Regions from separate parts of the Homo sapiens genome. Here region 1 is linked to region 2. Evidence: chromatin loops called from intact Hi-C (ENCODE). Cell type or tissue: GM12878. All regions are shown on one strand. Each heading gives the region's core, and the rest is flanking DNA. Links, peaks and the distances in the headings are about the cores only.

Region 1 (16,520 bases), core at 2,989-10,988, 78 kb after region 2:
AAGTATGCCAGCAGCAGGACTCAGTGGCTCATGGCTGTAATCCCAGAACTTTCGGAGGTCGAGGTAGGTGGATCATTTGAGGCCAGGAGTTTAAGACCAGCCTGGCCCAAATGGCGAAACCCTGTCTCTACTAAAAATAAAAAAATTTGGGAGGCTGAGGCAGGAGAATCGCTTAAAACCCAGGGGGCGGAAGTTACAGTGAGCTGAGGTTGTACCACTGCCCTCCAGCCTAGGCCACAGAGTGAGACTTGGTCTCAAAAAAATTAAAAACAGAAATAAAAAATTAAAAAATTAACAAGTCCTGGTGGCTCACACCTGTAATCCCAGCTACTCAGGAGGCTGAGGCAGGAGAATCACTTGAACCCAGGAGGTGGAGGCAGAGGCTGCAGTGAGCCAAGATCATGCCACTGCACTCTAGCCTAGGCAACAGGGTGAGACTCTGTCTCAAAAAAAGAAAAATGTCTCCCAGCAAAGAAAAGCCTGGGACCCTATGGCTTCCCTGCTGAATTTTACCAAATATTTAAAGAACCAATATCAATCCTACCCAAACTTTTCCAAAAGATAGAGGAGGGAATCCTTCTAAACTCATTCTATGAGGCTAGTATTACTCTGATACAAAAGTGAGATAATGACACACTGAAACAAGAAAACTAAAAACCAGTATCTCTGATGAATACTAATGCAAAAATTGCCAAGAAAATACTAGGAAACTGAATTCAACAACACCTTTAAAAGATCATCCATCATGACAAAGTGGGATTTATCCCAGGGATATAAGGATGGTTCAATGCATGCAAATCTCTCAATATGATACATCACATCAACAGAATGAAGGACAAAAACCATGTGATCATTACAGTTGATGCTGAAAAAACATTTGGTAAAATTCAATAACACTTCATGATGATAACCTTCAAAAATGGATTTAGAAGGAGCATATCTCAACACAGTAAAAGCTGTATACATCAGACTCACAGATAGTATCATTCTAAATGGCAAAAAACTGAAAGCCTTTCTTTTAAGATCTGGAAAAAGACATAGATGCCTACTTTCTTCACTGTTACTCAACATAGTACTGTAAGTCCTATCTAGACAAGAGAAAGAAAAAAAAGGGATCCAAATTGGAAAGGAAGAAGTGAAATTATCCTTTTTTTTGCAGATGATATGATCATATATTTGGAAAAACCTAAAGACTCCACCAGAAAACTATCAGAACAAATAAATTTAGTAAAGTTGCACGATACAATATCAATATAAAAATTCAGTAACATATCTGTATGACAACAGTGAACAATCTGGAAAAGAAATCAAGTAAGCCTATTTACAGTAGTTGTGAATACAATAAATATGTAAAAATAAACTTCAACCAAAAAAGTTATAAACCTCTACGATGAAAACTATGAAACATTGATGCAAGGAATTGAAGAGAACACCACAAACTGAAAGGATATTCCACGTTTGTGGATTGGAAGAATCAATATTGTTAAAATTCCCATACTACCCAAATCAATCTACAGATTCAATGCAGGATATGAAATCAAATCCCTATCACAATATCAATGGCATTCTTCACAGAAACAGAAAAAATAATCTTAAAATTTATATGGAACCACAAAAGACCCAGAATAGGCAAAGCAATCCTGAGCAAAAAGAACAAAACTGGAGAAATCATATTATCTCACTTCAAATTATACTACAGAGCTAAACCAAACAGCATGGTACTGGCATAAACAGACACACAGACCAATGGAACTGAATAGACAATACAGAAATAAATCTACCCATCTACAGTGAACTTATTTTCGACAATGGTGCCAAGAACATACATTGGAGAAAACACAGTCCTCAATAGTTGGTGCTGGGGAAACTGGGTATCCATATGCAGAAGAATGACACTGCACTTCTGTTGCTTGCCATAGACAAAAATCACAACAAAATGGATTAAAGACTTAAATCTAATAATTCAGCCTATGAAACTTCTAAAAGAAGTAATTGAAGAAACTCATCAAAACACTGCAGTTGGCAAAGGTTTCTTGAATATTACACCACAAGCACAGGCAACCAAAGCAAAAATTAACTAATGCTTTTTTTTTTTTTTTTTTTTTTTTTTTTGGTAGGGCATGAAGTTTCGCTCTTGTCACCCAGGCTGGAGTACAATGACACGATCTCGGCTCACTGCAACCTCTGCCTCTTGGGTTCAAGCGATTCTCTCAGCCTCCTGAGTAGCTAGGATTACAGGCACCCACCATCACGCCCAGCTAATTTTTGTATTTTTAGTAGAGATGGGGTCTCACCATGTTGGCCAGGCTGGTCTCAAGCTCCTGACCTCAGGTGATCCACCCGCCTTGGCCTCCCAAAGTGCTGGGATTACAGGAGTGAGTCACAGTGCCCAGCCAACAAATGCTATTACATGAAGTTAAAACCTTTCTGCACAACAAAGGAAACAATCAACAAAGTGAAGAGACAACCCACGGAATAGGGGAACATATTTGCAAACTATTCCTCTGACAAGAGATTAATAGCCAGAATATATAAGGAACTCAAATAATTCAATAGGAAAAAAATCTAATAATCTGATTTTTAAGTGGGTAAAAATTGAAATAGACATTTCTCAAAATAAGATATACAAATAGCAAACAGGTATCTGAAAAAGTGCTCAACATTACTGGTCATCATACAAATGTAACTCAAAATTACGAGAGATATTATCTTACCCCAATTAAAATGGCTCTTATTGAAAAGACAGGCAATAAAAAATACTGGTGAGGATGTGGATAAAAGGGTACATTTCTCCAGTGTTGGTGGGAATGCAAATTAGTACTACCACTATTGAGAACACTTTTGAGGTTCCTCCAAAACTAAAACTAGAGCTACCATATGGTTCAACAATCCCACTGCTAGTTATATAACCAAAAGAAAGGAAATCAGTTGATCAAAGAGATATCTGCACTCCTGTGTTTATTGCAGCACTATTCAGAATAGCCAAAATTGGCTATTCTAGACATTTTAAGTAACCTAAGTGTCTGTTAACAGAAGAATGGATAAAGAAAATGTGGTACATATACACAATGGAGTAAAACTCAGCCATAAAAAAGAATGAGATCCTGTCATTTGCAGCAACATGGATGGTACCTGAGGTCATTATGTTAAGTGAGATAAGCCGGGCACAGAAAGACAAACATTGCATATTCTCAATCATTTGGGGGAGTTACAGATGAAAAATTGAACTCATGGAGACAGTAGAATGATGTTTCTCAGAGGCTAGGAAGGGTAGTAGGGATTGAGGTGGGTGGGCAAGTGGGGATAGTTAATGGGTACAAAAACATAGAATGAACATGATCTAGTATTTGATAGCACTACAGGGTGACTACAGGAAAAATTAATCTTTTGCACATTTTTACATAATTGAGGGTATAATTAGAAAGTTTGTAACACAGATAAATGATAAATGTTTGAAGTGATGTATACTCCACTTTCCCTGATGTGATTATTACTCGCTGTATGCTTGTATCCTTAATATAACTCATGTACCCCATAAATATATGCACCCACTATGTACCCATAAAAATTAGAAATAATTTTTTAAAAAAGAAAAAATATATAAAGCAAATTGGATAAAAATCATAGGATAAAACTCACAAATCCCCTGTCAGACTGGAAGTTTTTAGCATGCGTGTTTTTGTAAGTGATAAATCAAATAGACAAAAATGAAAAAAAAAGAGAACATTAGAACAACATAACAAAAGTCTGCTTTAATGCACATATATGAAACCTGTACCCTGCAAGTAAAGAGTACACATTTTAAAAAAAATACCATAGTGAGAGAAGAGAGAGATCCTCTCATATTGTATTATACTCAGTACCTGTTTTAAGAAAAAAACAAGGAAGTGAAATCAAAGACAGGCAGCCCAGTGCCAGGCCCAAAACCAGGCCTGGGCCTGCCTGGCCTAAACCCAGTAGTTAAAAATCAACTCATAACCTAGAAACCAATGTTATTCGTAGATTCCGGACATTGTATAGAAGAACACTGTGAAACTCCCTGCCCTGTTCTGTTTCTCTCTGACCACTGGTGCATGCAGCCCCTGTCACGTATTCCTTGCTTGCTGAAATCAATCACAACCCTTTCATGTGAAATCCTTAGTGTTGTGAGCTCTTAAAAGGGACAGAAATTGTGCACTTGGGGTGCTCGGATTTTAAGGCAGCAGCTTGCCGATCCTCCCAGCTGAATAAAGCCCTTCCTTCTACAACTTGGTGTCTGAGAGGTTTTGTCTGCGGCTCGTCCTTCTACATTTCTTGGTCCCCTGACCGGGAATCGAGGTAACTGAGGGATGGCCGAGGTAGCCCCTTAGGCAGCTTAGGCCTGCCCTGTGGAGCATCCCTGCAGGGGACTCTGGCCAGCCTGAGTGACGTGATCCAAAGAGCACTCCTGGGTAGAAAATTGCCTGGGTGGAACGCCTCACCAGAACAGCACGTAGCAGGCCCCTGTGGAGGATTAACACAGTGGCTGAACACCGGGAAGGAACTGGCACTTGGAGTCCGGACATCTGAAACTTGGTAAGACTCGTCTTTGGAACTTGCCCTACTCCATCTGAGTGGAAGCGTGGCCTGATCACCCACGGTGTGCCTGTATTGGCACTTTTGTTCTGGTTTTGACTTGACTTGACTTGGTAAGACTAGTCTTTGGAACTTGCCCCACTCCATCTGAGTGGAAGTGTGGCCTGATCACCCACGACGTGCCTGCATTGGCACTTTTGTTCTAAACAAGAAAATATGGACAGGATACTTATCTAAATAAAATTACTAAATATTTTGATACTTTATTCCAGTAAATATGGATGCTTAGATAAAAGGGATCATACACAACAGCAACATAATCTTTCCAAAATCACTAAAAGAAAATAAAAAGTTTTATAATCATGTTTTAAATGGCATAAAGAAGTAAATTTTCCATGTTCATAGACTGAAAGTGCTAAATCTAGTAAAGATGTTGTTTCTAAATGTATTCATAAAGTTAATGCACTGCCAATAACATAATATTTTGCCAAAAATTATATTTATTCTAAAATATATGTAGAAGAGAAATAAGTAATGAAGAATCAAATTATTTTTGATAAATGAGATGGGTAGGTATGGGTATGTATGCCATACCAGCTATTAAGATCTACTATATCTTTATTATAGCTAAAATACTGTGATATTGACACAGGCATAGGCAAGTAGAGCAAGGGAAACCTGACACATATAAGTGCTGGTATCACACATCAATGAGCAAAATATTAACTCATAAATGGCATTTTGTTTTAGTTAGCCTTATGAAAAAAATGAAATTAGATTCTTCCTCTAAACTACATACAAAAATAAATTCTAGCAAATTAAAAATGAATACAGGAATATCTGTATGAACTCAGAGTAGTAAAGTCTATCTTCATCAATATACACAAAGAATAAACAATAAATGTAATTATATCGGTAAATAAGTGTTGATATGTTCATACAATGGAATATTATACAGCAACAAATAGAAATGGATCTGTTACTGGTATCAATATGGATGAATCTTGCAGACATACTTTTGAATGGAAAAACCATTGATAAATGAATACATATAGTACATCATGTACGTTAATTTTAACATATGAAAAGCAATTATATTTGATTTTAAAGATACACAATTATATAATAATTACTTGCAGAAGTGCATGAAACTACTAAGAAGCAAATCAATATAATGAATATGTCTGAGAACAGGTAGGTAGGGTGCATAAGAAGAAAAGGTTAGGTATTCAGGAATCTCCAACAGCCTTTGCAATGTTTTACTTCTAAAACTGAATGATGGGTACATAGATATTTACTTCGGTATAGTTTATATCTTCTAGTATATCTGCAATATTTTACAATGAATTTTAAAATAACAGTAACACACACAAGGCTTCTACTCTCCAATCTACCACTGACCCACTATTCCCCACTATGATACAGTTTGAATGAGCAAGCTTAGACTGTTGCGTTTACCTAGAATAGTACTAAAGAGGAAACAAATACTTATTTTAAAAAATTACAGGCATGTAATGTGAAATAAGTACATCATGAATGAGGGGGTATCTGGGTATCTGTCCCCTCAAGCATGTATCCATTGAATTGCAAACCATCAAATTATATTCTTTAAGTTACTTTAAAATGTACATGTTATTACTGACTATAATCACCCCGTTGTGCTATGCAACAGTAAGCCTTATTTATCCAATTTTTTAATTTTTATTTATTTATTTATTTATTTATTTGAGATGAAGTCTCGCTCTGCTGCCCAGGCTGGAGTGCAGTGGTGCAATCTCAGCGCACTGCAAGCTCCGCCTCCCAGGTTCACACCATTCTCCTGCCTCAGCCTCCCGAGTAGCTGGGACTACAGGCACCTGCCACCACGCCCAGCTAATTTTTTGTATTTTTAGTGGAGACAGGGATTCACCGTGTTAGCCAGGATGGTCTTGATCTCCTGACCTTGCGATCCGCCCGCCTCGGCCTCCCAAAGTGCTGGGATTACAGGTGTGAACCAGGCCACTGCGCCCGGCCCCTTTCTATTTTTGTACCCATTAAATATCCCATCTCTCCCCAATCCCCCCACTAGGTTGTTGGAAAGACAAAACACCGAAACCATTTGTTTGGGCTGGGTTATGAATAAAAATGAAACTAGGCTGTTGCAAAGGATAGTCTACTTCACCAAAAAAAAAAAAAGTTTATTTTTTAATAGCAACCTAAAACACTCATTCACTTTAGCTGCTAGCACCCTGTAGGTACTTAAGTTTATGAACACTAATCAACACTAGTACAGAGAAGACACTGTAGAGATATTTTTAGTATTATAATAATTAACACAATATAATTTTCCACTTCTTAGGCTTAGAAAGTTATCTTATCGTTATACAAGACCTGTATAAAAGTAGATGAATGAATGAAGAGATCTATGAAACTGAAGATCAGACATACAGTTTGTAATTCTTCTAAGCTGCTTTGAACCCCTTTGTAATGAAAGAAATGCTACTGCTCAAGAAATTGTAATCATTTTTGCTTATAATTAACATCACTTTATTAATAATTGTTATATTTCAAATTTATTCTCTCTGGCTTGGAAAATTAGCAACAGTGTTGAATAAATTAGGATAATATTAAAAGAAACTATATTTAAAGCAAGCAAAACTTTAGTGGACAGATAAGATTGTACTCATTATAAAGTATATTTACCATGGAGAAGCTGCATCTCCTGTGAGACACCAGAGAAGAGATTTTGATAACCAGATGGCTTTTGCAGCCTGAGAAGTATGCACATTGGCTAGCTACTTGACTCAATTGTTTTGCTTGCATTTTGTGGCATAGCTTTTTCTCAGCTGCGGGCAACAGTTGAATGGACATTAAAATCTCAGAGTTAAAATATAGCTATAGTTTCTTTGAACAAACCTTTCTACCAATGAAAGATGTTGCCTTACAGGTGGTCTTCAAATCTCTACTTGAACATTCTGTTGACCAAGAACTCACTGTCTCTGAGATGGATTGTTTCATTGCTGAAGTGCTTAATTGTTAGATAATCTACCCTTATATGTCTTTCTGTAACTTTCATTCATTGGACCTAGGCCTGTTCCTCTTTTCTGTAAAAACTAAATAGTAATTTTTACAGGTCAGTTGAACAAACATTTGGGGAGCAGCTGCTATCAAGTTAAAGATTAAGACGTGATTTATATACTTACGGATTTTCAACTATTTAGTGCAGAAAGACATTTACATGAACATTTACATATATAGGTATTCCTATTGCCACAACCTGTTTACTGTTGACAAAAAGGTGAATGCATTTCAAGTAGGAAATTACAGAGCTCGTTAACCATGCATCATAAGTAAGGCAGCAAATATCTAATCTTCATCAGTAAGAGTCCCAACTCTTACTAACTGCAACTTTGATAAATGGATATTGCTAAGAATGTGTGTTGGTTGTACTACTGTTCAAGGTGGCTAAGTCCATATATTTCTTTCACTTCTCACTCCAGATTTTGTGAAATGACACCTAAGTTGTATAAAAAGATGTGAATTAATTACTGCTCTCATAATGAGAGAAGTTTCATGAGTGGCTTAAAGACTTTCAAACATGCATGAATATTTGGAGTATAAAGAATAGCAGATGATTCTAGTAGCAAAGTAGAAATGTAAAGAGGAGGAAACTCTAGTAGAAATAAAAACTGTTCTTCCCCCACCCACCAGAGCCTTAGTGGGCCTTCAAGATCAGAGACCAGGAGTAGGCTACAAAACAGAGTCATTCATTTATGCTTTTATTCATAATATCAAAAGCAGATTACCACATGCTTTCATCCTCCACCTTTAGAGCATCTAACACCAAGATGAAGACTAGAGATGTGCTGTTTAAAGAAGTTGAAAAATTTATTTACGGTGGGCAAGGACTCAGAGTCAACATCTTATCTTGGCACAAGACAGGAGGTTTGGTGGTTGTAGGAGACCTGTATTCTTTCCACACATGCAAGTGAGAATGAAGTCTTCCACTTGACATACCTCTAACTCTGATATAAAACTCAGTAAGTTTTGGCCAGGTGCAGTGGCTTGCGCCTGTAATCCCAGCACTTTGGGAAGCTGAGGCAGACAGATAAAGAGGTCAGGAGTTCAAGACCAACCTGGCCAACATGGTGAAACCCCGTCTCTACTAAAAATACAAAAATTAGCCAGGCGTGGTGGTGGGGCACCTGTAATCCCAGCTACTCGGAAGGCTGAGGCAGGAGAATCACTTGAAACTGGAAGACAGAGGTTGCACTGAGCCGAGATCACTGCCACTGCACTCCAGTCTGGGCAACAAGAGCGAAACTCCATCTCCAGTTAGTGGGTGCAGCGCACCAGCATGGCACATGTATACATATGTAACTAACCTGCACAATGTGCACATGTACCCTAAAACTTAAAGTATAATTAAAAAAAAAAAAGAAAAATAAAAGAAAAATTTTCAAAGAAATGTAAAAAATAAAAATAAAAATAAAAAAATAAATAAATAAATAAATAAAATAAAACTCAGTACGTTTTTCTCCACAGAGCAACAAAGACACCTATACAAAGTCATAGGAGATCAAGGTCAATAACTAATATTTAACACATATTCATTCACAGATATGAATTGAGAACAAAATAGCACCAGAAATTTTCAAGAAGTGAAGAACAAATGTAGAGAAGCATAATGATAACAAATAGAAAAAAAAAGATGCCCCAAAAAACAGAACTCAAGGAACAGAAAATTGTATTTTGAGTTTCCTTAGAGATTCCAGAACATTCTGCAGTAAATAAAACAAGATCAAGCTTATGTTTTAAAAAATTATCAGAGAATTAGAAAATGTTACTGGAAAGAAAACCATTAAAAAAGTGTTAGAAAATAAAAGAAAAAAAGTCTCAAAAGATAGAGCAAAAAAGTCAAAAAAAATGAGAAAACTCTGAGAGAAACATCAAAGAGAAACATCGAGATAGAGAGGCTAGAATTCCATCATGTGACTAATGCGAACTTTGGAAAGATCAGAAAAAATAGAGACAAGAAACTAGTCAAAAAACTAATTGACATTATTTCACAACATTTAACAACAAATATCAAATTGGGAGAACCTGACAAGTTCCTAGAATGATGGAAAAAGTCCTATTTCTAAACACATTCATGAAATTTCAGAACATTAAAGATACAAAGATGGTCTTAAAGGTGATTGGGGAAAAAAATGCCAGTTTATGGATAAGTGAACGGGAATCAGATTGGCATTAGAAAATGAGGCCGTGAGACAAAGAGAAAATTGTATATTCTTGCCAAGCCATCCATAATCTGAGTAAGGTTATACTCCAAAGTAAAATGAAAACAAAATTAAAAAAACTATATACAGACTTTTAAAATGCACTTAATTTGGAATGCCATATTGAGAACTCTAGTGCATCATTAGAGAATAACTAGCTTTAATTGAAACATGAAGTCAGATGCTTCATTTTGACAAATGTTTTGGTTGAGAACTTGAATGATTTTAGAGTTAAGCCAAAGACATATGCTTCTTATATAAGCAAGCAAAAAAAAGGCAATTGAACCCTTGAAATCCGCAATAAGACAAAAAGGTTATTGAAAGTTGTAATCCAAATTTAAAGCAAACAACTGCTCCATGATTTTGAGTAATTGGCATGGTTTGAGAAAAGGTCAACCATTTAATCCTGACATTATCTTTCAAGGAACTGGAGAAAGAGAAAATTTTAGTTTTCATTTCGTAACTTTCTGTGCTACATGATTTTTTTAACTATGTATTATAGAGGCAATATAATAATGATAACAGAGTTATTGAAAGGCATTTTGTGAGCATAGTCAGCACAGGTAGCCCAGAGTAAGAATATTCAAGGAAGCCTTCTGAGAGGAGATAGATGTGTAATACATTACCAAACAAATTCAGAAGTAATTCTGCAATAAGTGGGAAGGATGGCAAGAAGACAGAGACAGGATAGGGTGGAAGGAATTCCAGCAAGAAGAGAATGAGCAAAGAAAGAGAACAATGAACAATACCCATCTATGTATGCTGGATCTTCCTGTATACTAGCCATTGAAGATACAAAGATAAAGAAGAAATGCTACTTCCTAAATGATTTACAATCAGATGGTGAGGAAAGATAAGCAAGATAGGGCGGCAATACAGTGCTACAATACTGTGCTATTTGGTACTTTGAGTGATGAGATTTTTCTATTGCAAATGGGAGAGCAGGAGCTGGGTTGTGGGACAGCATGAGGACAGTGATTAGTATTGGGACAGTCACTGAAGGGTGTAAGAAAGAGGTTACCAAAGACACATTAAATAATTGTCCAGCAGCTTGAATGCCTTTCTAGCACTAAATTGTCACCCAGCCACATAATAGAATAATACTATTTTTCTCCAAAGTCACTTAACATCCATTTTGAAGGAACCAACATTTTTGGCTGCTTCAAAATGGATGCTAATTGCCTCTGGTTGGTTCAATGGGTGTAGTAGAAGTACAGAAGTTTACTTGAAATTGAAGAGGCTGGTGAAAGAGTAAACCAGATAATTAATATGGCATTCAGGACCACGATGTAAATGGAGATATAGAAGTATAATACATAAACTAAGAAAAGTGCAGGCATTAAAGTTTCGTATGTTTCTTTAAGGGTTAATGAACTCAATAAATGGGATAAGATAGAGAGGGCTAATGATAGGGTAGGAAGGGACATTAAAATAACTGTGTCCTTTTCTGTTTGCATATAACGTTCCTTCCACTCATTTCTGGCTGAGGTAAAGACACTAATATTGCAAGGTCGTTATTGAACTTATTGGGCCAATTACTGAAGTATGACACAGTAGAAATACAGACTGAGTATCCCTTATTCAAAAGGCTTAGGACCAGAAGTATTTGGGATTTTTGATTTTTTTTTAATTCTGGGATATTTGCATTACATTTACCAGTTGAGCATTCCAAATCTGAAAATCTGAAATCTGAGAGGCTCCAACGAACATTTTATTTGAGGGTCAAAAATGTTCATATTTTGGAGCATTTTGGATTTCAGATTTTTGGATTTTGGATGCTCAGCCTGTACCATTTATCGTGGTTAGGATTTGGTAGAAAGGAGAGAAATAGAGGCCCAAGAGACCTAATGTAGGAATCTGAAAAACACACTTGACCTTTCTGAGTCTCATTTTCTTCTCTCTCTAAAGTATTTGAATTAATCTATAACATCATGTAGTCCTCAAATCATTGTACAAAGATCATAAATCAAAATTTAGGGGAACATATAAGTGAGCTTTTTAAAGATCATCCATAAGTAAATATAAAGAACACACATACTAGGGTTGTCTTTCATTACTATTCTCTTTCCCCCAGTTGTAATTATCACAGAAAAAAAGAGTTATTCCCAAAGATAACTGGCTCAGTTACATGAACAATTTACGAATTGATCTCATTTATCAGATATTTATAACCAATAGTCAATCAAATAAAGACTTTTTTATTTTACTTTCCCTCTATCTGATAAGTAAAATAATATTCTAGCATGGTGCTACATTTCAAATAGTACAAAACAAATTAAACTCTTAATGGTCTATAACATATAGACCTAGTCATTGTAAGAATGTCTGTGTCTTCTCTAATATTTTCCTCAAACAGGATACTCAGATCTTTTATGGAAATAAACTGGATGGTATCTTTTGTGTAAATTCTACATTCTAAGTCTCCAAGAGAATTATTTAAATGAGAAATGTGAGTCTCAAATTTCCATTCTAGTGGTGCTGAACACTCTAATTCCAAAGACTTGGTTAAGTCTCTTAATTCTACATGACTAAAGGCTCTCTCTCTCTTTCTGTTTTCCTCTTAACATTGATGGAAAAACTCACATTTCTTCTATTTAAATTTTGCTTCTAGCATCTGGAGCAATTACCTTTATCATTGGATCTTGTATTAGTGTTCTCTAGAAAAAGAGAACCAATATATAAATATACAAGAGGAGATTTTTTATGGGTATTGTCTCAAGAAATTATGGAGGCTGAGAAAGCCCATGGTCTGCCATCAGTGAGCTGGAGAACGAGAGTGGGTGGTGTAATTCAATCTCAGTCTGAAGGCCTGAGAGCCAGGGAAGCTGATGATATGACTCCCAGTCTGAGAAACAGAGTCTCGGATGTTTGAGAACAAAAAAAGATACATGTTCCAGCTCGAGAAGAGAGAATTTGCCCTTCCTCTCCCTTTTTTGTTCTATTAGGGCGCAGTGAATTGGATGATGCCTGACCACATTGGTGAAGGCAGATTTTCTTTACTCAGTGTACTGAATCAAATGCTAATCTGTTGTACAAACACTGTCACAGACACACCTAGAAATAATGTTTTAGCTATTATCTGGACACCCTTAGTCCAGTCAAGTTAATGAATAAAATTAACCATCACAGATGTTAAAAAATGATATTCAGCTTTTTCTGGATATTAGCTTTATCTGTTTATAATAGTCATACATGGCACTTGAATATTCTGACAGATTAATTCAAAGTCCTAGGATTAGTGTGATGTTGGTGTGGTCTAGAAGTGAATTGTGGATGGAAATGTTCTCAGCCAAGTGTATTCACTTTGGGAGAGCTTCAAAGAACAGAATGATTTTGAAATAAGAATATATAATATATAGTCTTACTGGAACCTATGAAAAACTCATGTGTTATCTACTACTCAAGCCAAAAAAATAATTTTTTATGCTTATGTTGTTAAGGATTTACTTGCATCACTTCATTAATTAGCAATTTGTATTGTATCAAGTGGGTCTAATCCTTTTAATAGATTCCAAACAGGCTACTTGGCTATTAAATTCTAGTTTGTTTTATATTTATTCATGAGAAGAAAATGCCATAGAAAGATTCCATGAAGGAAAATGTTTGCTTTGCATTCAGTCTTTCAACAATAAAAAGGAAAAAAAAATAGACGTTGCCAACTGTGTCATATGTATGAATGGTTTTCTACGGGAATTCATATCTTTAGTTGTTCTGTTCCTATTACTTGTTGTCTTCGAAAATGGGTTCCAGCTGGGCGCGGTGGCTCACACCTGTAATCCCAGCACTTTGGGAGGCCAAGGCGGGCGGATCACGAGGTCAGGAGATCAAGACCATCCTAGCTAATACGGTGAAACCCCGTCTCTACTAAAAATACAAAAAAAATTAGATGGGCGTGGTGGCGGGCACCTGTAGTCCCAGCTACTTGGGAGGCTGAGGCAGGATAATGGCGTGAACCCGGGAAGTGGGGCATGCAGTGAGCCGAGATTGCGCCACTGCATTCCAGCCTGGTGAAAGAGCGAGAAGCCATCTCAAAAAAAAAAAAAAAAAAAAAAAACAAAAAAATCAGGATATGAATATATGCTTCTTGATATAGTGGTTGCAAAAAAAGATAAAAATCTTTACATTCCTCATGTTTGCCTTTGTACAGACCCAAATTTCTCACCAACCATTATCTGTAGGAATGACTGTCTCCTCTCTCTCTTATTTGGGTACTGAGAAGCTGAACTGTCTACACCTATCAAATGCTTGCTGGCTGAGTGCTCACAGTCACCCAATTTACTGTCTATATCAGTATTTAGCAAAAGATTTTCTGTAAAGGACCGGAAAGTAAATATTGTAGGCTTTGTAGGCCACCTAAAATCTCTGTTACATATTCTGCTTAAAAAAAAAAAAAAAAAAAAAAACCACCTTGGAAAAGGTTGAAAAATGTGAGAAGCTTTCGTTGCTTCTGAACTCAGCCCCTGGACACAGTTTGCCAGTGCCTGGACTATATATTAGGATGACTTTATTATGCCATTTATTAGCATGACTACTATTCTAGGATATCCTTTCCCAGGCAAGTAGCTTAATTGCTCATTGCAGGAACTTTCCCAAAAACGCCAATTGTTCAATGGAAAGCATCAGCAGAAAATTTTCACCTTGAGTTCCTATTAATTCCTTGCCTCAAAATTTTTTCCTTGCTTTTTTTCACCTGTCTTAAGCCATTATTATTATGATTCTTACCCAATCTGAATTAAGCACATATCTTTTCCCCCACTCTCCAATTTCCATTGGAAGTCCCCCCATCTAAGCCAAACTTTCAATTCTTAATAATTTCTAATCTTGTCTTTTCCAATTTAAGACATTACCAAAGCTCTGTGGATGCAGTGTTCTCTCTCAATTGTGGAAAAATCAGCTTTGCTTATAAATATGTTATTTTGATGAAGGTGATTTGGGTGATATTTGGGGATCTAGCATTTGACAGTCAACAGAATGATTTTGATTTTGTTATGGTGTCTTTCATAGTTCCCCTTTCATTATAGTTATATAAGTGTATGCCTGCCTCTCTACTGGAAAGTAAAATTCAGGCTATCAGGAATTATATATTAATTATATTAAGTATTTTGCACATAGTAGGCATTAATTAGGTATTTGTTGCACTATAGCAATATAGGTAGTGATCTTTATTGAACCACTTTTATTCAATTATTTTTGTTGCTCACATAGGGTTTGCTGTATGAAAGCATCTTTCACTTCTATTCATGTGTGAGACAAAGTGAAAAGGAACGATGTTTCAGGAACATCTTTAAGCCTTCTTAAAATGTACCCAGGAATAATCAATGTCATTTCTCCACAGGATATTTTCTGTGAAAATAGCAATATTTTGTGCCTGGGTTTCTTTGTGTCTTCAACTATTCCCATGACTGCGGATCAGGGCATCCCCACAGTGTAGATCCAATCAAGAAAACACCATTTTCTTCAATTTGACAAAATGGAAAGCAAGAAAAGAAACAAAAAAAGTGTCTCACTAAAAAATAACCAGTCTCGTTGTATGCTGATAGGGTCGAGGGTAGGTGGGGCTGTTCCATTACTGAGATTAATGCCTAATTACCCACGTGTGTGATTTTTACTGCACTCAGATTGCTGGGGAAACAATACGTATTTCCTCAGTAAAATATATGAGTTGGTTTTCTTTTTAAGTCAGAAAACTTGTCAGAAACCAGCATTTGAACTGTTGATCTCTTGGGGAACATTTTGTTGGTATGCTGTTATATTGTCAGACTGCCAATATTCTTTTACCTTTTTTCCTTAAGTTGTAAGCAGGTAACCATGCTATGTAAGCTACAGACTAGAAACATAAAACTAAATACACATCATCAGAAAAACATCTGGAAGGTAATAGGACCAAAGAGAGAGTTTATACATATTGAATCAATATGAATACTTGTTAGGATATGCTAGACATAAATAGTATGTCATTCACATCAGTAAAAGTAATTAGTCTTTCTTTATCCAAAGCACCTCTTCTGGGACTACCTAAAGGAAAAGTGTTACTGGAAAGAAAGGGAGAGTGTGTTTCAGAGACCCTTCCTTCTTTAGATTGAATAGCTCTCCTCTGCTATCAGATCATGTTTTAGAGAAGGGTATGGCTATGTGTTTCATCTCACTAGAATATATTTACCACCTTATCCTTCAGCTCTCAAGATACACAGTTGTTGGTTTCTTCTATGGCATTCTTGTGAAGAGTAAAACAAACAAAGCACACACACATACACACACACACACACAGTTTTTGATTCCATGAAAAGTAGAGGTGACAGATTACACTTCTGATGAATAGGCTCATCTGTTGCAATTTCTCCAGGCTCAGAGTCAAGAGATACGCCAATTCATTGCTAGATTATTTGCCCTGATCTTGGCCTTGCTTGACCTGGCCTATCTAGGTAAGGGAGAAGGAGGGTTTGGCAGAAACAGGATGCATCAGACTCAGATTATGGTCAAGATGGGGTCTTTTATGGCCTGTTCAGCCACTGTCATATAGGCTTTGTTCTGCTGATCTTAAGATCCAAGTGAAACAAATTAGGCTATTAAAATAAAAGCTGGGTTTCCACAGTAATTGTCTTTAATAATAATACCTAACAGGACTTAAAGGGTGAGAGCACTGTCCCTGTTGAGCTTTTGTTATATCAATCCTTTCTATATTTCACACCTACTGTCCCTGTTGAGCTA
Region 2 (16,520 bases), core at 4,557-12,556:
CAGATTCAGAAATGCTAATTTCCAGGAATGTTTTCCTGTTGGTTAAATTTTCCAAAGATTTCACTGTAGTTAAAATATTCAAGTTATGATTTATAGTCCTTTGGATATATACCCAGTAATGGGATGGCTGGGTCAAATGGTATTTCTAGTTCTAGATCCCTGAGGAATCGCCACACTGACTTCCACAATGGTTGAACTAGTTTACAGTCCCACCAACAGTGTAAAAGTGTTCCTATTTCTCCACATCCTCTCCAGCACCTGTTGTTTCCTGACTTTTTAATGATCGCCATTCTAACTGGCGTGAGATGGTATCTCATTGTGGTTTTGATTTGCATTTCTCTGATGGCCAGTGATGATGAGCATTTTTTCATGTGTTTTTTTGGCTGCATAAATGTCTTCTTTTGAGAAGTGTCTGTTCATGTCCTTCGCCCACTTTTTGATGGGGTTGTTTTTTTCTTGTAAATTTGTTGGAGTTCATTGTAAATCATGCTGCTATAAAGACACATGCACACGTATGTTTATTGCGGCATTATTCACAATAGCAAAGACTTGGAACCAACCCAAATGTCCAACAATGATAGACTGGATTAAGAAAATGTGGCACATATACACCATGGAATACTACGCAGCCATAAAAAATGATGAGTTCATGTCCTTTGTAGGGACATGGATGAAATTGGAAATCATCATTCTCAGTAAACTATCGCAAGAACAAAAAACCAAACACCGCATATTCTCACTCATAGGTGGGAATTAAACAAAGAGATCACATGGACACAGGAAGGGGAATATCACACTCCGGGGACTGTTGTGGGGTGGGGGGAGGGGGGAGGGATAGCATTGGGAGATATACCTAATGCTAGATGACGAGTTAGTGGGTGCAGTGCACCAGCATGGCACATGTATACATATGTAACTAACCTGCACAATGTGCACATGTACCCTAAAACTTAAAGTATAATAAAAAAAAAAAAGCAAGCAAGAAAAAAAAATATTCAAGTTATGTTGTTTCTGCATTTTTCCTTTGACACCTTGTTGTATGTCATTTCATTATTTATGGCTCAATTTTTTGTGAACACATTTTGTCTATTTTCTGGCTGTTTTCTCAGCTTTTTTATTTTTAAGCCTCTCATCTGCAGCCATATTTTTTGTTCTAACTTTTCCTATTAGACAGTTCTGAGATTTTTGAAAGAGTATACTTTATACTCTTCACATTTAATTTCTGCTTTAATGTTTAGTATTTTAATTCATGGGGTAGGGGGCAATTGGAGGTATTTGGAGTACAACACAGTATTTTTTCTTTGTACCTAGAGAAGTCCCAGAGATGGGTAAAATTAACTATTCCTACTCCATAATTTATAGAAAAAAGAAATGCAGTACAGCTATGCAAAGAATTGCTCCTCAAGAGAGAGACATGCACTTTCTCTTCTATCAGTCACTTTCCTAAGCTCTCGAGATTGACTATCCCCAGAAAGATGATCTTCACAGCTGATTCCAGCTCCTTTGGATTCCCCTTAGTCGTTCCTTCAGAATGGACTTATTTTATGTTACTTTCTCAGCTGTTCTCTGTGTTTTTGGCTTGTTACCTCATAAGAGTATAAACTCCTTGTGGGGAGGTACTGTACATATTTTTACATGTTTGCACGTCCAGAATATTTTTGTTTTCATTCATGAGTTTTAAATAAATATCAGAACACCTGAAGGAATAAAAAGAAATGTGTTTCTACTTGAATTAGATCTCTAATTTACAAACTGAAGATCTGAAGTAACATGGAAATTTGAGGGGCAGGAAAAGCTACCCTCTACAGAAATAACATTCTACACTGAGAGGAATATGACTAAGAGAAAAGGTTTCACATCTCCTGATAATAATTATTCTAGGTTATTTGTATTAACTGTGTCTCATGAGATGTGCCTCACAGGAGTCAAAGGCAAAATCATCCCCATTTCACAAGCGCTAAGGGATTTGCTTAAGGGATCAAAGCAAAGCTTCAATGTAAAGGCCTATCTTCTTCCAATGGCTGTGACCTATCACTGTCCTATGCTGGTGGAAGGGCTGGGCTCTCTGATTCAGATAGCAGTACTTTCTATACATAACAGGGCTTAACTAGCCAATATTTATGGATATATATTGAGAAGCTTTGTAATTTTCAGATGAGAATTGTGGAGGAATATAAAGTCAACAGCAAACACTGGTTATTCTTTCTTCTTTTTCCCCCTGTCAAATAAGTGATTTTATTTAAGCCTGACTAGATGTCACTGTGTGAATTGGGTGATACTGAATTTCATTTCTACAATAAGTTTTTGATATGAAGTGACCAATTATAACTCAGACTGGACTATTTTTCTTGAAATGGCTATAATACCAATAGCTTATTATAGTGGATGAAGAAGGTTAAAGAGAGGATAAAGGAAAAAGAAATTTAAATAAGACTGGATGTATGCGCTGAATTCCATGCAATCTAAACTCCAGATATTAGGAAGTAAATTTCAGTAAATCTAGCTGATTTTTTATCTGACAGTCCACTTCAAAATCTGATATTGACTACAGCTTGCTTCTCTGTGCTCGGATGCTTTTACTGACTTTTCTATTCAGTGCCTTGTGATGCAGTACCAAAATGATTGGCTCAGTATATTTTCCCTTTGGGATTATTGTTGGAATCTTGGAAATCTTACAGATGCATTTATTACATTTCCAAAATTTTAGTGCTTGCTTAACCAACCAGGGGTTTGCTGCTTTATGTAGTGGGGTTCAGGGGAAGAAAATAACTTACTGAAGGTAATACAGATAGTTTCAAAGTTATATCGTAGCTTCTGTTAATGGAGCTTATAACCCCAGAGAAAAGTCTACTATTAAAACGATTTGGGCCAGCATGCAAGAGTGTGGTAATGACTTCTGTGGCTACAGTGGTGGTTGCTATTTGTTATTGTTCTTCTCTTTGTTGTTTTCTGTAAATTTGCTAATTCCCACTGCTACTACCGCACCCTCCACATACATTTTTTTCTTGAAATTTTTTAAAAAGCTTTCTGTGTTATTTTCTATACATAGCATGTTATGAGTTGATTTATTCTGACAAATACAAAAGCATGGCTCTAACTCATTTTAAATATGTAATGGTTATTTTTAAGCCAATCTTGAAACAATGTGAGATTTTATCTTTTATTTTATGTGGCTGACGAAACTCTACTTTTAGAGATCACACAGGTTTTACTTCATCTTTATCTCTGTCTTCCTTTTCTTGTTTTTCCTTATATTAACCTGCTCCCAAATCTGAGGCTTTATTTTATATATTTTTAAATACTCTCAGCAAATTTTTAACAGATTATTGAACATATAGTGATTGTTCTCTATTCTAAAGGGTCATATGTATGAAGGAGTAAAATACTGTAAGAAGTAGGTAAGAAAAATGAGATTTGATTATTTTGCCTGAAGGAAATTTACACTCAACCAGAACTATTGTACAATCATTTTCTATGTTTTTTTACTACCTTCTGAAAGCAGTCCTATGAGATATGTCAGCAGCCTCATGGCTCGATATACAAGTGAGGGAATAGAGGTTTAGAAAAATTAAATAACTGTCTCAAGTTCACAGAGCTATTGGGTAATGTGCACTGTAGTAATCAGGATAGGGTAGGATATGCCGTAGGCATGGAACATCCCTGAAATCTTGCTGGCTTAAAACAGCAAGTTTAATTCTCACTTATGTTCCAGCCCCGTGTATTTTGGACTACCCTCCCATCTTATGATGATACTACCTGGAACACACAGCCTCCAAGGACACATTGGCAGAGGAAGAGGAAGATGGCAGAGACACAAACAGGTGCTTACCTTTTTGATGTGAAAGCAGTGCATTTCATAATCCTTTGAACTGGACCCATAGCTACCGCCAGGGCTCCCACCTAACCAAAAGGGAGGGAACACACATAGAAAATTCAATAAGTCCTAAGTATTTCTGCCATGAAAAGAAACAAATTAAATTTAGTTTGTTGAAGTTCCAAACCTCTTTTCACAGCATCACAGTATGCTTTCTCTAATAATTTCCATTTCAGTCAACAATGAAATTATTTTTCAGAATTCCTTTAACAAATGAAAACCAGAGGCTTCTATCTCATAAATATGACTAAGCAAATATACAGACATGCACACACATATAAATGGTAATTATAATATACATGGAATTTTGTACAGTGTTTATTTTATTAGCCTAACATTTAATAATGAATCATTTTCTATGTCTTATTCTCCAAGAATACATTTGAATGGATGTACCATAATTCATCAAAAGATTTCTCTACTGTTGCAAATTTAAGTTGTTTCAACATTTTGATGATTATAAGTAAGACTGATTAAGTGTGTTTCCTGTTCTCTTCCTTAATTTCACTATATTTACTTCAGATAGATTTCTTGAATGAGAATTCTTGAGTCAAAGGATATTAAGAAATTTAAGGCTTTTTAAAAATCTTACAAAATTGTTTTCCAGAAATGTTGTATTGATATGCACTTTATTAGGTGTGCGTGAGGGAATACCTATCAATCACTTTTTCTCAGATATATATATTTGAATATATATATATCTTCAAGTATTTTTTAGACAGTTTTGCTCTGTTGCCCAGGCTGGAGTGCAGTGATACTATCTTGGCTCACTGTAACCTCTGCCTCCTAGGTTCAAGTGATTCTCATGCCTCAGCCACCCGAGTAGCTGGGATTACAGGTGTGTGCCACCATGCCTTGCTAATTTTTTTATTTTTAGTAAAGACAGGGTTTCGTCATTTGAGCCAAGCTGGTCTTACACTCCTGACCTCAGGTGATCCACCCGTCTCAGCCTCCCAAAGTGCTGGGATTACAGGCATGAGCCACCATGCCCACCTGGAATTTTGTATTTACTTGGTAATTATTTGGAGGTGGGCCTCAATTCTTGTTCTCCTGTAACTGAATCATCATTTTGTCCTTCTGTGAAGAAAGGTAACTTATTTTCTTTATCATTAGCTTTTATTAACTCACAGCTATATTCCAAAATTATAGTCTTCCCTTGTTCTTACAATTTTCATACCTGCTTCAGAGACTGAGAGTAGTCCTGGATCTTTTTATTTTTGTTATTTATTCCATCAGTTCCTTCATTCATATCAATCATTCAGCAAGGGCTTATATTTTTCCTCGTCTCTTATTACATTCTTTTCCCCTTATCTGCCCTTGCAAATGAAATTCCAGATGGCAAAAAGTGCAGAAATGGAGGAAATCCGAAGTTAAGAAAATAACAATACAAGAGGAATACTGCTGCAATGAGAGTCATTAGGTCTTTATGTTTGAATGCAAGTGCATTGAGAATCTTCCAAATAAATTCCATGTAGAGTGGAACTAAATAATGGGGTAAAACATCCATGACTGGATCAGCAATTTGCTTCTCCTGGTATCCAGTTAAATAGCCCTGTGAAAACAAGGTTACTGGTTCAACCTTTATAAGACACTGACAGTGGAAATACTTCTCCGGAATATCAAGCTCATAAGGATGGTTCCTATATCAGGAAACTGACCTCTGCTTTATTCTAGGAGCTATATTACCAGCCTCCTACCTTCTGTTTTTCCATTTGTTTTATTTAATCAGCATAAATGCAGCTTACCATACCTGTTCTATTGATTTTTGTAACAGATTTTAGTAGTACCCACAGACTGAAGCAAAGACAGTTCCCTCTTAACCTTTGATTGATGTATTCTTTTACCACACATGACAAAGTGATAGATGCACTTAGTTAACTTTCTCCAAAATCATTAACGCCATACTCACTGGTTGGCTACTCAGGGGTTGGTTAAGTAGCTGTCATGCATTTGCTACCTGAAACACTGCAATACTGAATAAGGAGCCCATTAATTTTCTTTCAAGATCAACTCCAAAGGGTAGGTATGAAATGCATAGTTAGGAAAGAAGTGGAATAATATACCATAGACTTCAGAGAGATACTGGGTACTACAAAATTACAACCTGAGCCTTAGATTAAAAAAGAGAAAGTAAATTGATTTTCTCTGAATTTATACTTGGGAAAATTGTTTAAAATGCTAACAAGTTTTCTAACAAGCCATAATTTAGCTGTTGAGTTCTCAGGTATACATAGGTAACCTCCAAGTTTTAATCTTGAACCCACCAATACACTCAAGCAGTAGATGACAAATTTTTGTTTTAAAAATCATTTTATATGAGACAGGAATGGAGAATATAGCAAATATAAAATTGAAATAGAAAGTAGTGCTTAAATAGTTACCAAAGGTACCTAACGAATAAATAATTATTCTCCAGAAAAATGGGGAAAAAATGTTACTGACCTAAAAAGTCATCTGTCTATTACTAATACTTTACTGAGGTAATTTAATAGTCCTCTTCTACATTTCATAACAGTATTACTCACATAGACTCTTTAACGTATAACTAGATTTTCCCTTATGGAATAAAAGGTATTGTCTGTCTTTAGCTTTGAATCCACAATAATTTGTCTACTATAGTTAATGAAGCAATAACTAAACTATAAGAACCAATCAATTGAATACCATGCCTCCCCAAAGGCTGAAAAACACTTACTTGCTTTTCTTCTTTCTCCCGGTTGTTATACCCAGGTAAAGAACAAAGAATCTTTTCCTGATATAGTATGTTTTATGTTCTTGGGAAGATTACCTTTATATAGTAACCTTACTCCTTGAACGGCACATAGGAAGTAGAAACAAACAAATAATGTCTTACATCTGTCTTATTATTCCGATAGAATCAGGTTTCCCACTGATTGACAAACAAAAACAACAGACACTTCTAAATAGCCAGGCTCTTCCCCCACAAAAAGTTAATACGGCCGGGTGCTGAGAATACACCTGTAATCTCAGCACTTTGGGAGGCCAAGGCAGGCGGATCACGAGGTCAAGATCATCCTGGCTAACATGGTGAAACCCCGTCTCTACTAAAAATACAAAAATTAGCCGGGTGTGGTGGCGGGCGCCTGTAGTCCCAGCTACTTGGGAGGCTGAGGCAGGAGAATGGCGTGAACCTGGGAGGCGGAGCTTGCAGTGAGCTGAGATCGTGCCACTGCACTCCAGCCTGGGCAATAGAGCGAGACTCCGTCTCAGAAAAAAAAAAAAAAAGAGTTAATACATGTTCAAGGAATCAAAAATGGAGAGGATCTAAAGGAGTGAGCTGGATTGCCCAGCTTTCTGTGGGGAAGAGGGACAAGGGGAGGGGACATTGCCTAGCCTGACCATGAAGAAGTTTGTAACTGATGGGGAAAATGACAGTCACATATTCTAAAAATAAATAGGTATTAAAAGATGTTCATCTGTCCATTCAACAAATATTTTGCATTGATTATATTTCACATGGAGTTCTAGAATCTGGGGAAGACAGTACACATGATAATAGAACTCATGTTCTACTGAGGTAAGAGACAGAATAAACATAGAAACAATTACAGAGTACAGGTTTTGAAACAGGTGCAGAGAAGGTAACAGAGACTCGATGTTGACTGGCACAGGGTAAACTGTAGATTATTTTTTTTAGACATAGTGGTTTAACAAGTGCTTCTCTCACAGGAAACGGGTTTTGAGCAGAAACCTGACTGATGAGGAAGAATGGGTTATTGAAAGACCTGATTGAAGAGTGGTCCAGGCAGAAGAACAGAAAGCTTAAAAGCCCAGAGTTGAAAACAAAGTTCAGGAATAGTAACAAATGGAACAATGGAGAGGAAATGTAGCTGGAGCTAATTATTGTGTGTGAGTGGGAAGGGACAAGGAGAGGATGAGAAATGCTCTATCAGAAATGATTTGTGATCATTTTGGCTGCCATAGTTTCCTAGTCATTTTAGCTAATATGTCATGTCACACTCAAATATCTCAGCTTTATGACCTGAGGTATTAGAATAATAATGTTGTATGTCTCTTATAAAACCATTCCCTTTTTATTGATTTTTGTTCCCAGAGATTATCATGGAGTTATTATGATTTCCATCTAATACTTCCTCATCTTACTGGATTATTGAACAATCAATACTGTTTGTCTACAGAGCAGAAGCCATCTTTATTTCTCTTACCTCTTTTTGGTAAAAACGAAGGAGGGATCACTCTTGCACTGGAAAACCAACAAATCACTGTGGAAACACAAGTAATAACATCGTGTTCTGTGATACATATGAGCAAACTACATTGTTTATTCAGAAAGAATCACTTCTGCTTTCAGCCAGTTTTGTAGCACCCAGACATCTCAAATTGCACACCACAGACAGGCTGCCTTCATTAAGGCAATGCTGAGTCCTGAGGCTGACCTGTATTTCGAGCAGAGAGCTCCCTTTTAAATCTAGGGAGTTGTGAACTAGTCACTGATTTGCCTATTTCTGTCAGAGTTTTGCACTGAAATACCCATTTTAAAAGCAAAAAATATATAACTAAATACCTTTCCATGAAACAAATTTCTGCCCACTTTCATAATCCTACATTACCATTGTTAATATGCATTACATGGGCTGGACATGGTGGCTCATGCCTGTAATCCCAGTACTTTGGGAGGCCGAGGTGGGCAGATCACTTGAGGTCAGGAGTTGGAGACCAGCCTGGCCAATATGGTGAAACCCCGTCTCTACTAAAAATAGAAAAATTAGCCAGGCGTGGTTGCGGGCGCCTGTAATCCCAGCTACTCGGGAGGCTGACGCACGAGAATCGCTTCAACCCGGGAATGAAAGTTGCAGTGAGCTAAGATCACGCCACTGCCCTCCAGCCTGGGCAATAGAGCAAGACTCAGTCTCAAAGAAAAAAAAGCATTACATAACGTGTCTACATGTACTATGTGATTAAACATGAATTATCTCACTTTATGCTCAAAGTATCTTTAGAAATAATTTTTGGCCAGGTGCTGTGCCTCACGCCTGTAATCCCAGCACTTAGGGAGTCTGAGGAGGGCAGATCACTTGAGGCCAGCCTGACCAAAATGGTGAAACCCTGTCTCCACTAAAAATACAAAAATTAGCCGGGTATGGTGGCACGTGCTTGTAATCCCAACTACAAAAAAAAAAGAAAAAAAAAGTTTCTAAGTACCCATAAGTAGTACTCTATGTGTTTTGTCTTTTTGTCTGTCCTTTACTGGACAATAAATCCATAATTATACTTCTTACACCCTCCAATGAAAAACTTAAAATCTCATAAATCACAAACAATACAATACTATATAAAATTATTCACACCTAGAATTTGGAAAACATAGGCACTTGGCTCGGGGCAGATGATGTAATATTGAAAGATGACAGAAAATAAGTAACATTCCAGCCCGATTAGTTTTTATCTACTTTATGCTTTAGAATAATTCATTTGTTCTTTAACTTATATTCATTAATTATCCGGTATATGCCAAGAGAGATTTCAAGCATTTATTATTCATACAGCTGTTGCACTAGGGGGTTAAGAAACAATGAAATAAGTACATTAAAATATTACAATTGTTACAATAGAGTGAGGTAAAAACTCCAGGAGGAAGATTTGTTAAAGGCAGCCCAAATCTGATGGAGGAGGTTAAAGATGAGTTTCAGAGGAGATAGCACTTAAGAAGATGCTACATTTTGGACTGAACCAAATTAAATAGGCATGTTTGGCTCACGAGTCACATAAAATAAATTCTATACTATTCAAATGAATAGAACTATATAGTATGCTATTGTGTTTATGAGTCTGAGCCGAGATAGGAGGCAGGACCGGACTCCACAGGCATGGCTTGGGTACCAGCCTAAATTGAGTACTAGCTAAAATAGGTCCTGGGCAGAAGCGGAGGAGGTTAAAGATGAGTTTCAGAGGAGATAGCACTTAAGAAGATGCTACATTTTGGACTGAACCAAATTAAATAGGCATGTTTGGCTCACGAGTCACATAAAATAAATTCTATACTATTCAAATGAATAGAACTATATAGTATGCTATTGTGTTTATGAGTCTGAGCCGAGATAGGAGGCAGGACCGGACTCCACAGGCATGGCTTGGGTACCAGCCTAAATTGAGTACTAGCTAAAATAGGTCCTGGGCAGAAGCATCTCCCGGTAAGACATGCCCATCAGTGTTCCATGTCAGCTTACCATTGCCATGGCAACACTATGAAGTTACTGTCCCTTTTCATGGCAATGACTAGACAGCCTGGAAGTTAACACCCCTTTTTCTGCATAAACCACCCCTAATTTGCATATAATTAGAAGTGTGTGTAAATATGACTGCTGGACTGCTACTCTGGGCACACTGCCTATGGGGTAGCCCCTGATCCGCAAGGAGTGGTACCTCTGCTGCTGCTGTACACTGCCACTTCAGTAAAGTTGCTACTTAACACCACCAGTTAGCCTTTGAATTCTTTCCTGGGCAAAGTCAAGAACCCTCTTGAGCTATGCCCCAGTCTTGGGGCTTGCCTGTCCTGCATCAGAGCTCTAAGGTAAAGAACTATATGGGCTGGGGATATACATTTTGGATTCCAGGAATATAGCTGAAAAAATCTATAATTACCATTTTGATTTAAAAGAAAGACTGAGAATAGAACCCATTGGAATCTTAATTATTCTAATACTTATGGTATAAAGGCAGAAAAGGAAATCCTGAAAATATGTTGCAAGTGAGTGACCAGAGGTGTGAGAAGAAAACATGCAAGACAATGGAATAGGAGCAGTCTGGGAAGGAGCACATCTCAGGAAAGCAATGCATGGCCCCCTTTGTCATATTTCTGAGCTCTGCCAAGGATGATGAGAACTGAAGAGATTGCTTGACTTTGACAAATTTGAAACTGATGACTAACTGAGATATATCAATTAAGTGGTGGGAGTTTCCTAGACTTTTAAGAGAAAGTTACCATGGCAATGAGGGTAATACAAGTGAGTGAAGCATTTTAAGAAGATGTGGTAAATTTGAACATGTTTATCTGATGCAGAAAATAAAACAATGAAATAAAAAATATAGTAAATTAGGGATTATTTCAAAAGGAAATTTTCCTTAAGAGGCAGGAGGAGATGGGGCTGAGGACAGAGGTAGGTGTACAATTTTCAGAAGTAGAGGTAGGGAAGCTCTTTTCCCCATTAAGCAGATAATATATGTATCTGTTTTAAAGAAATTGAGTCACTAAGTAGGAAATTGATAGAGCTCAAGCTGACATTTTCTGTCTTAAAAAGAATAGTCTTTATCCTAACAGAATGAGTTTAAGACTAGGATTATAGGTTTGAAATGCAACTTTGGGGTCACTGTTAATGTAAAAAGGGAATTATATGATAAAAGGCCACAATTGTCTTTCTTCACACATGATAGACATCATTACTCAATCTCAGCAATTTTTCCAGCTGAGCCCAACTGTACTTTCACAACCCTCCCCCATATACAGTACATTCAGGTAGCCGCTACCAATCAACCGAAATTGTTCCAAGAGTAGAGGTCTCTATATCAGTGACAGGATTACAAATTCAATTTTAAGGTCACTGCACAGATGGTATACACTATAATTTTAGTGATTCCAGTCAGCAAAGTTATGATCTTGTGAGTTAGTTTAGCAACATTTACCAGTTCAGGCACAGTGGAAATGGAAAAGTGTTCAGGCATTTTCAGAAAAGTGGGGCAGAAGGACAGAAGGGTTGAGGGTATATGCAGTACTGGCAAAAGGTAAATGGAGGTGAAGGCCATGAAGTCTAGGCTGGCTAAAAAAGGAAGAGAAGTTTGAGGGACAGTAAGAGACTTCAAGAAGAGAGGAAATCAAAGCAGTCTAGGGATCATAGTCTCACAGTATGTATAATGAGAAAAACAAGAGCTCAAAAAATGAGAGATTGACCACAGTTGCTTCTCTTTGTTCAACCTAATATAAAAACACTGGGCCAGGCGCAGTGGCTGATGTCTGTAATCCCAGCACTTTGGGAGACTGAGGCAGGTGGATAATAAGGTCAAGAGATCGAGAACATCCTGGCCAACATGGTGAAACCCCATCTCTACTAAAAATACAAAAATTAGCTGGGTGTGGTGGTGGGCACCTGTAGTCCCAGCTACTTGGGAGGCTGAGGCAGGAGAATCACTTGAACCCAGGAGGCAGAGGTTGCAGTGAGCCGAGACTGCCACCGCACTCCAGCCTGGTGACAGAGCGAGACTCCAACTCCAAAAAAAAAAAAAAAAAAAAAAAAAATTTGGGTCTTTACTTCTTCAGGTATTCATTTTCTTATGAGGGATCTTGTGTCACATAAAATTTACATTAAATCATTATGCTTTACTCCTATTAATTTATTTTATGTCAAATTCTCAGGCCCAGCCTGGGAGCCCTAAGAGGGTAAAGGTAGTTTTACCTCCGCTGAAATAACAAACATATGACAGTGGACAGTGGAAATGGCTGGATAATCCTGGTGGGTGAAATCATAGAAGGTGCAGATGTCAAGGAACAGTTTGTTAGATGTTCCCAGAATAAATGCTGGATTTGCAGTGTGAACCAAGATGATGACATACTATAGTTCTTGATGAATATGGGCAAAGTGTCAGAAAAATAGTAGGCAATTACGTGGGCTGGGATAAAGGAGGGGATTAATGTTTTGTTTTTTGGAGAGATGGGGGTCTCACTATATTGCACAGTCTGGTCTTGAAGTCCTGGCCTCAAGTGATATTCCTGCCTTGGGCTCCTAAAAATTTTTGGGACCACAGACATGAGCCATTATGTCCAGCAGGGATTTTAACCAAAGATTTAAATGAAGCAGCGTAGAAGTGACAGTGGCATCTAGAAGAATAATTGCTTCCCTTCTTATCTATTGATCTAGACTAAGAAATTAATCCTACATCACTGCAAGGAGCATGTACAACAATATGGAGAACACACGTTCACACACACACACGGGTGCATACATGAGCATGTATGCATGCACATATGTACACATAAACAGTGTGAATAGTATAAAAGATTTCCCAAACAATATTTACTATTAAAAATTGTGATATACTGTGATAATGTATGTTTTAGTCTATCCTATTTTATTGTGTTCTATTGCATTACATAAATGCTGGTAGAAACACGCCCCTTATAGTATTTTTTATTTTTGTACATATATTTATGGGGTACATGAGATGTTTTGATACAAGGATGCAATGTGTAATAATCACATCATGGAGAATGGGGTAGCTGTCCCCACAAGCATTTATCCTTTGTGTTACAAACAATCCAATTATACTCTACTCTTTTAGTTGTTTTACAATGCAGAACTAAATTATTATTGACTATGGTCACCCTATTGTGCTATGAAATAGTAGGTCTTATACATCTTTTTATTTATTCTTTTGTACCCATTAACCATCCCCACTTCTCCCCCAACCCCATTATCCTTCCCAGCCTCTGGTAATCATCCTTCTACTATCTATTTCCATGAGTTCAATTGTTTTGATTTTTAGACCCACAAATAAGTAAGGACGTGCTATGTTTGTTTTTCTGTCCTTGGCTTATTTCACTTCAAATCGCAGTCTCCAGTTCTATCCATTTAGGTATTTAATTTTATTTGTGGCTATTGTAAGTGAGATTACATTTTCATTTCTTTTTCAGATTGTTCATTGTTGGCATATAGAAATACTACTCATTTTTGTGTGTGGATTTTGTAATCCTGTGACTTTACGGAATTGGTTTATCAGTTATAATAGTTTTTTTTTTTGTAGAGTCTTTAGACTTTTTCAAATATGTCATGTCATCTGCAAACAAGAATAATTTGACTTCTTCCTTTCCAGTTTGGATATTATTTACTTCTTTCTCTTGTCTGATTGCTATAGCTAGGACTTTCAGTACTATGTTGAATAATGGGTGAAAGTGGGCATCATTGTCATGCTCCAGATTTTAGAGGAAAGCCTTTCAATTTTCCCACATTTGGTATGATACTGGGTATGAGTCTGTCATATATGGTTTTTATCATGTTGAGGTATGTTCCTTCTACACCGTTTTTTTGAGAATTTTTTTATTATAAATGAATGTTGAATTTTATGAAATGCTTTTTCAACATTAATTGAAATGATCATATGGTTTTTGTCTATCATTCTGTTGATATGATGTATCTTATTTATTAATATGTTTATGTTGAACCATCCTTGCATCTCAGGGACAAATCCTGCTTGGTCATGATAAATGATCTTTCTAATTTAGTATTGAATTCAGTTTGCTAGTGTTTTGTTAAGGATTTTTGCATCAATATTCGTTAAATGTATTGACCTGTAGCTTTCTTTTTTTGATGTGTCTTTGTCTGGGTTTGGTATCAGAGTAATACTGGTCTTGTAAAATGAATTTGGAAGTATTCCGTCTTCTATTCTTTGGAATAGTTTAAATAGGATTGGTAGTAGTTTTTCTTTAAATGTTTGGTGGAATTCAGTAGGGAAGCCATTGGGTCTCAGGCTTTTCTTTGCTGGGAGACTTTTTATTATAGCTTAGATCTTGTTACTTGTTACTGATCTGTTTAGGTTTTGGATTTGTTCATGGTTCAATCTTGGTAGGTTGTATTCATATAGGATTTTTTCTCATTTCTTTTAGATTTTCTAATTTTTTGGAATGTAGTTGCTCAGAGTAACCACTAATAATCCTTTGCATTTCTGTGCTATCAGTTGTAATATATCCTTTTTTTTTCTCTCTGATTTATTTCTTTGGGTCTGGTCCCTTTTTTTTTTTTTTTGTGGTCTAACTTAAGGGTTGTCAATTTTGTTTATCTTTTCAAAAAACCAACTTTTTGTTCTTTTGGTCTTTTGTATTGTTTTTTCATTTCAATTTTATTTATTTCTGCTATTATCTTTATTATTTCTTTTCATATGGTAATTTGGGATTTGGTTTGCTGTTGCTCTTCTAGTTCTTTAAAATGCATCATTGGATTGTTTAATTGAGTTTCTCCTCCTTTTCGATGTGGGCAGGTATTAGTCTGTTCTCATGCTACTAATAAAGACATACCCAAGACATACCCAAGGTTTAATTGACTCATGATCCCAACTGGCTGGGGAGGCCTCACAATCATGGTGGAAGGCAAATGAGGAGCAAAGTTATGTCTTATATGGCAGCAGACATGAGTGCATGTGCAGGGGAAATCATCAGATATCATGAGACTTATTCACTATCACAAGAACAGCATGGGAAAGACCCATCCCCATGATTCGATTACCTCTCACTGGGTCCCTCCTGTGACACACAGGAATTACAGGATCTATAATTCAAGATGAGATTTGGGTTGGGGACACGGCCAAACCATGTAGGGCATTTATAGCTATGTACTTCCCTCTTAGTGCTGCTTTTCCTATATCCCATAGGCTTTGATAGGTTGCATAAACAAACAGATAAGAAGAAAAGTGATAAAAACTGTATGCTTTAATTTCATCCCCTCACTTTTTTACTTTCTGTTTGTTTCTATTTATATCTTTTTGTATTGACTATGCCTTGTAAAGCCGATGTAGTTATTATTTTTGATTGGTTCATCATTTAGTCTTTCTACTTAGAATAAGAGTAATTTACACACCATAGTTACAGGGTTATCATATTCTGTGTTCTTCTGCATTCTTACTATTACTGGTGAGTCTTGTTCCTTCAGGTGATTACTTATTGGTTATTGGTAACATCCTTTTCTTTCTGATTGAAGCACAGCCTTTGGAATTTCTTGCAGGACAGGCATGATGTGGATGAAATCCCTCAGTTTTTGTTTGTCTGCAAAAATCTTTATTTCTTTGTCATGTTTGAAGGATACTTTTGCCAGATATACTATTCTAGGGTAACTTTTTTTTCCTTTATTTCTTGAAATATATGTAGTTCCACTCTCTTCTGGCTGGTAAGGTTTCCACTGAAAAGTCTGCTGCAAGAGGTGTTGGAACTCTATTATATGTTATTTGTTTCTCTTCTCTTGCTGCTGTTAGGATCCTTTGTTTACCTTTGATAATTGGAAGTTTGATTATTAAATTCCTCCAGGTAGTCCTTTTTGGGTTAAATCTGCTTGATATTCTACAACTTTCTTGTACTTGAATATTGGTATCTTTGTCCAGGATTAGGAAGTTATCTATTATCACTTTGAATAAACTTTCTACTTGTATACTTCTCTCACTGCCACCTCTTTAAGGCCAATAAATTTTATATTTTCTAGATTTTGTAGGCATACTTTTTTCTTTAATTCTTTTTTTTTTTTTTTTTTGAGATGGAGTGTCGCCCTATTGCCCAGGCTGGAGTGCAGTGGTGTGATCTCAGCTCACTGCAAGCTCCGCCTTCTGGGTTCACGCCATTCTCTTGCCTCAGCCTCCCGAGCAGCTGGAACTACAGCACCCACCACCACTCCTGGCTAATTTTTTGTATTTTTTGTAGAGACAGGGTTTCACTGTGTTAGCCAGGATGGTCTCGATCTCCTGACCTTGTGATCCACCCGCCTCGGCCTCCCAAAGTGCTGGGATTACAGGCGTGAGCCACGGCACCCGGCCTTTTCTTTAATTCTTTTTGGTTTTGTTTCCTCTTACTGTGTGTTTTCAAATAGGTTGTCTTCAAGCTCACTAGTTCTGTCTTTTGCTTCATCAATTATGCTAT

The links. A loop is a pair of places that touch in the nucleus more often than their neighbours do. Peaks named below come from ENCODE experiments on the same cell type or tissue, not always from the same donor. Only the 100,000 strongest peaks of a DNase experiment are listed, where the experiment ranks them.
Region 1: it touches region 2 in a loop (4-fold over the local background); 3 of 110 quality-filtered maps call a loop at or near these places.

What each region holds. Positions count from the first base shown.
Region 1 is chr2:34,673,374-34,689,893 of GRCh38, forward strand. It overlaps LINC01320 (long intergenic non-protein coding RNA 1320), which reads left to right and starts at 4,184. Exons shown (of 3, transcript NR_126404.1): 1 at 4,184-4,554. In GM12878, for the core only: no CTCF peak of the experiment used is centred there; a DNase peak (open chromatin) is centred at 4,058.
Region 2 is chr2:34,594,242-34,610,761 of GRCh38, forward strand. LOC105374459 (a long non-coding RNA gene) reads right to left here. Exons shown (of 6, transcript XR_001739398.2): 4 at 8,062-8,118; 5 at 5,052-5,426; 6 at 3,829-3,900. Among named protein-coding and RNA genes, the nearest start is that of LINC01320, 75 kb to the right of the region's middle. In GM12878, for the core only: no CTCF peak of the experiment used is centred there; DNase peaks (open chromatin) are centred at 7,559 and 8,205.